Regions from separate parts of the Homo sapiens genome. Here region 1 is linked to region 2. Evidence: chromatin loops called from intact Hi-C (ENCODE). Cell type or tissue: PC-9. All regions are shown on one strand. Links, peaks and the distances in the headings refer to the core of each region. The heading gives the core; the rest is flanking DNA.

Region 1 (2,917 bases), core at 189-2,688, 990 kb before region 2:
TTGACCACCACCACCACCATCTTCACCACCACCACCACCATATTCACCACTACCACTATCTACAAGGTCAATGGTTCTCAAAATGTTTTCCCCAAACCAACAGCATCAGCATCATATAGTAACTGTTAGAAATGCACATTCTTGGGCCTCACCCCAGACCTACAAAAGTCAGCAATGGGGTGGGGCCAGCGCTCCAACTAATTCTGATGGATGCTAAAGTTTGAGAGCCACCATTCTAGATAAATTTCTAGGATGCCCACAAGGGCCTTATTTTCAGTCAGACCTTCCACAATGTATCCTTTAAATTTGTGAAAATTTGCTTGTCTTATGAAGTAGTCAGAGAAACAAGACGACCTTTATCTAGGTAATATCGAGGCAGAAATTCAAGGAAAAATAAATCCACTGAGCTGGTGCACACCTTAAAATAATTATCCTCCTGTATTCACCCATACTTGTCTAGTCCCCTGCATCCCGCAACATTTCTTGGCGAGCCAGCCAGGAGGAGTGGAGACGGCAGATCTACTGTCTCCTTTCCCTATGGGGCTGGAGCCCCGGGCCTGGGGAGACCTGTGACCCCAGGTGCCACCTGGAGAACTTCAGCCTAGAGGGGTGAAATCAGCTCTCCTGTGACCCAGCACCCCTACCCAGCAGCACAACAGAACCTGAGAGGGGCTACAGGACAATTCCAGAAACAGCGTGCTTCAGGAACTGCGGTAAGGTATTGGGGCCCAAGGCAGGACCCGTCTCATAAGGATAGAAGGGGAGCCTTCCCAGGGTGTAACTGGTAGTCTGACCCAGACGGGTTAGGGGCAGCAAGAACAGCTCGCCAATTTGGATGAAACTCACATCCCAACCGACACCGGATGTGAGAGTGGCTCGCTAAGTTGGTTAGGAAAAGGAAACTGGAGGCGGCAAGAGTGGCTCACCATCCCAATTAGGAACACAGGAACTGGGAATGGGGAGGTGTGTGAAAGTGTGTGAGAGATGGTTCCTGGAGAAACCAATGTGGGGAGTGATGTGGGGAGTCACAGATCTCTTAGCGTGGACTGTGTGCTCCAAGCGAAGTGTGGGGCCAACCTGGACTAGTGGCGAACCACATATGGCTAATAGGAGCTGCCCCACAGCTCAGAATTGTGGTGGGAATAAGGACCTCTCCAAAGCCAAGTGGTGTCTGAAAACTCCCATAATAGGAGAAGGTCTGGTTGGTCTGAGTCAAAAGGAAGAGTGGGTATGCTGCATCATAAAGGGAGGAAATAGGAGGAAAGTCATCAAAACCCACTCCATTGGAGTGCATGTTACAAAACTTTAAGAAAGGTTTTGCAGGGGATTATGGAGTTAAGCTGACCCCCCAAAGGTTGAGAACTCTCTGTGAACTAGAATGGACTTCTTTTGGAGTTGGATGGCCAACCGAAGGAACTACAGACGGAAATAATTGGCTGTGTATTTAGGGTGGTGACAGGGGTCGGAGGACAGCCTGGGCATCCAGATCAATTTCCTTACATTAACTCATGGTTAAATATAGTACAAACAAGACCAGCCTGGATCCAGCCCTGTTTAGTGGCTCATTGCAAAACACTTGTGGCCCAAGCTGAGCCAGAAGTGAAAGTAAGAGCAGGTTCGCCGACAGACACAGAGTTAAAGGGGAAGTCCCAGAGGGAACAAGAAAGGCCAGTTTTGCAGGAGCTGCCAGAGGGAACAGAGATTCCTCCTCCATATGTCCCAGCCTGGCCCCCTTTACTGAGGCCAACAGCCCCCCAGGAACCAAATTCAGGAGCTAGCACACCCCAAGTTTCACCCCAAAGGGAAGAATCAGAGCCTTGAGAGGCCAGGGAAGGAAATCAAGATAGTCGAGCAGGGTGTCTCAGATCTGGCTGTGCTCAAGCATGTAAATGCCTCTCAGGGAGACATGAGGACCCATTTATTATGATGACCAAGGCCAAGTCCAAGGGGGGCAACAGATTTTCATCTATGAGCCCTTTTCAACCACTAATCTCTTAAACTGGAAACACCATACTCCCTCCTATACAGAGAAGCCCCAAGCTCTTGTAGATCTGATGCAGTCCATCTTTCTGACACACAATCCAACCTGGCCAGACTGCAGGCAGCTTCTTCTCACGCTGTTTAACACTGAGGACCGCAGGAGAGTAACCCAGCAACTCTCCGCTGGCTAGAAGCCCATGCACCAGCAGATGCAGTGAATGCTCAGGCATACGCTCAGGGCCAGTTCCCAGACCAAGATCCCAACTGGGACCCAGAAGATGCGACCCAGCTTCAGCATTTGCAGAGGTACCGAAGACACTTCTGAAAGGGCTAAGAGATGGTGGAAAAAGGGCAATCAATAAGAAAAGATCTCAGGGATGCTTCAGGAAAGTGATGAGAGCCCTAGCCAGTTTTATGAAAGACTCTGAGATATACTGGCTTTTCACCCCATTTGACCCTGAGGCTCTTGAAAATCAGCGTATGGTAAATATATCATTTGTAGGACAGGCCCAGGGTGACATAAAGCGAAACCTTCAGAAACTGGAAGGTTTCGCAGGCATGAATGCCACCCAGCTTATAGAAGTAGCCACCAGGCTACTTCTATAAGTAGGAGGGTGGAGGATTACAGGTGGGATCACACCTGTAATCCCAGCACTTTGGGAGGCCGAGGCGGGCAGATCACAAGGTCAGGAGATTGAGACCATCCTGGCTAACACGGTGAAACCCTGTCTCTACTAAAAATACTCGGGAGGCTGAGGCAGGAGAATGGCGTGAACCTAGGAGGCAGAGCTTGCAGTTAGCTGAGATCGCACCACTGCACTCCAGTCTGGGCGACAGAGCGAGACTCCGTCTCAAAAAACAAACAAACAAAAAGAAGTAGCCACCAAAGTGTATGTTAACCATGACCAGGAGGCAAAGAAGGAAGCAGATCGGAGGC
Region 2 (2,917 bases), core at 267-2,766:
AAGCTCCGTGGGTTCATGGTGCATGACTGGCACTCAGTAAGTAGTTAAATAAAAGGTGAACTTTCAAAGTCATCCACTTTATGTTTTGTAATTCTTAGTTGAGAGTTCTTTGTTAGTTACCCTTTAATCTTAGGCAAAGGCTTTAAGGCTCTCAGAGGCCTCAAATCCTGGGCCTGAACATTTTGAACCTACCCCAAAAGAAACAAGACCTCTATTTGAAGCTGACATAGAAGTTGTGGGATTGATTTACAGAGGGCTAGGTTTGTATGGCTAGTCACTGACTGGTAGCAAATTATGGGAACTGGTCCAAGAACCAAGTCTGTTTTGATAGCCATTTTGTCGTAGCTCAAATCATCCAGAGCTTTCTGTGGCTGGAAATGGAAAGTTTTTAAACATTACCATAGAATAAACGGATTGCTGTTTTCCAACTCTGGTTGCACACCAAATTTGTATGTAGAGCATTAAAGAAGCACAGGCACTTGGGCTCTCCACACCAAGCAGCCGATTCCATGCTGTCATGTGAAGCTCATGTACAGTGAACACTGAGATTGCTGGGATGGGCTGAAAGCTTGGCCTGCAAGGGAAGTAATCCTAGAGACTAGAACGGCTAATAATTACTAGTGAGTGACAGAACGTCCAGAACCTCCCACTCTGAGTTTTGTTTGCTTATGTAGTAAAAAAAAAAGCCAAGCAATGGAGATGAATTTTCTATAAATTATACCTCAGTAAAGCTCTTTGTGAAAAAAAAAAAAAAAAAGATTGAAAATAGGTTTGGAATTAAATCACTACAAGTAGAGTCCCCTATCTATATATAGCTTCAAACTATGAACCATCAAAGCTGAGGATGACAACAGGCTGCATTAGCCAAATTTTAAGAGTAATGACGTTAGTGTTCTTAACCTTTTTAGAGCAAAGAAGATTTTCTGAATATCTGCATTGAACCTGACACCATCAGCAAAGGAGACTTTATAACTATAGGGTAAGTGGACTGGGGTTCACAGGAAATGAGGCTTGTGATTTTCTCAGATTTTACTATTCAGAGTGCCCCATGAAGTCTAAGACAGAAATCCAGCCAAAGCCTTGTCTTGTTTGGGAATTTCGATGTTATTTCTTTCCTATGGGCTGACATGTAGAGTGCCCCTCTCCTATGCTGGCCATCACTGTTCATTTTGTGGGGATCAGAATGTAAGAGCAGTCTTTGTTTTTCAATTGAAACCAAAGAATTCAATGGAGCATGACACAGCGTCAAGAACTTTGGTTTCAGGGTCAAAGAGCTGAATGCAAATTTTGATTCTGCCACTTACCCGACGTCATGACTCGGATCATTTAGCATCTCTGAATTCTTTCCGTCTACAGAATGAAATAATCATCTCTGCCGATCTCAGGACTGGCTTTCAGCCTTGAGTAAGAGAATGTGTGTCAAGCCTTTTTATATTTTGAAGCACTTCACAGTATCCATTACTATTTATGTCAGTTCACCATGTCCTCCTATTCCCAGGGCCTTCATGAAAAACTGGAAAAGGTATTGAGTACCTTGGACATTTCCCAGGCCTTTTTCCCTTTTCCAATACAGAATACCCTTCCAAGTTCTGTGATTTGTTAAGTCCTACCTCTGCCAGAATTTTATTGGTAAAGAACACTATAAATCCTCCTTCAGGGCATCTGAGGAGCTGGTGTGTTCCCATGCCAACTGGTAATCTGCTCAGCTCCGCTTTTCTGTGCTTTGTCTCAGAGCTCCCTCTCGTGCCCATTTAGGGATCACACATTTCTGCTGCAGCGGCCTGGTCTCCATGGCTACTTCATTATCTACACAGGCACATAAGTTTGTTGTTCTTGCCTTTGGCATAAATTCTTCAGAGACTGAATAGCTGATTCTGCAGCCTTTGATTTTCTTGCTGTATCTATAAGAAGGGAAAATCCTGTTCCTTCTACAGAATGTCCAGAAATCACACAATCTTCATTGACAGTCTGGCCAGTGAGACCAGCAATATTCAAATCTCCTTTATGATACTGGTATCCAGAAATAGAGACCCCAATTCTATTGCTAAGGTTAGGCGAAGCCACTATGTTCTGCATTGTTAGCACCAGTGGCAGCCAGTGTCCTTCTGTTCTCTACAGGAAGTGAAATCAAGTAATGTCTGTTTCCTCTGGATATCTGAAGAGAACATAGTGAAGCTGCGTTAGAAAACTCTGATACCGTTTTGTAGAGTTACTGTTGTTAATAAATGATAAATGGACTGATTTACTTAGATTAGCTTTTACTGTATTTCCACTGCCTAAAAGATACATCTGCATGAGGTGGAGTGTGTGTCTGTATATGCGCTGGAAATTTTACTCCATAGTCACTCAGTCAAGGTAGATATTGTATGCCAAGTAGACCGCGTTATAAATACAGTCATCCCACGGTATCCTTGGGGTATTGGTTCCAGGACCTCCCTCAGATACCAAAATCCACAGGTTGTCAAGCCCCTTCTATATAGTGGCACGGTATTTGCATAGACTTAGGCACGTCCTCCCTATGCACACTAAATCATCTCTAGATTACTTATAATACTCAATATAATGTAAATGCTATGTGGATGGTTGCTGTCCTGTATTCTCTAGGGGATAAGATAGTCTGTACGGATTCAGTACAGGTGCAAAAATATGTATTCTCTATCCTCAGTTGGTTGAATCCACGGGAGTGGGACCCACAGATAGGAAGGGTTATCAGAGAACTTCTAAGACTAGTTGTTCATATACATAAAAGAAATATCTACATTAAAGTAAAAATATTTTATCCTTCAAGTAATCACAAGAAGTACCAAATACCAGACGTTTAGTACTTTTCCTAAAGAATTTCATTCTAATTTTTAAATTTGAGACTAACAATCTAAGAATTAGGTACATGTGGAATGATTATTTTTAAATCAATCAA

Evidence for each region. A loop is a pair of places that touch in the nucleus more often than their neighbours do. Peaks named below come from ENCODE experiments on the same cell type or tissue, not always from the same donor. Only the 100,000 strongest peaks of a DNase experiment are listed, where the experiment ranks them.
Region 1: a loop joins it to region 2, with 7 times the contacts of the local background. A loop is called at or near these places in 2 of 110 quality-filtered maps.

Annotation. Positions count from the first base shown.
Region 1 is chr7:140,655,129-140,658,045 of GRCh38, forward strand. It overlaps LOC105375535 (a long non-coding RNA gene), which reads left to right. Exons shown (of 6, transcript XR_928047.3): 5 at 461-713. Among named protein-coding and RNA genes, the nearest start is that of DENND2A, 16 kb to the left of the region's middle. In PC-9, for the core only: no CTCF peak of the experiment used is centred there; a DNase peak (open chromatin) is centred at 1,603; H3K4me3 peaks cover 835 bases; H3K27ac peaks cover 1,100 bases.
Region 2 is chr7:141,648,355-141,651,271 of GRCh38, forward strand. It overlaps AGK (acylglycerol kinase), which reads left to right. Exons shown (of 16, transcript NM_018238.4): 14 at 909-979. Among named protein-coding and RNA genes, the nearest start is that of DENND11, 52 kb to the right of the region's middle. In PC-9, for the core only: CTCF peaks have their summits at 1,742 (motif pointing left) and 1,946; a DNase peak (open chromatin) is centred at 1,757.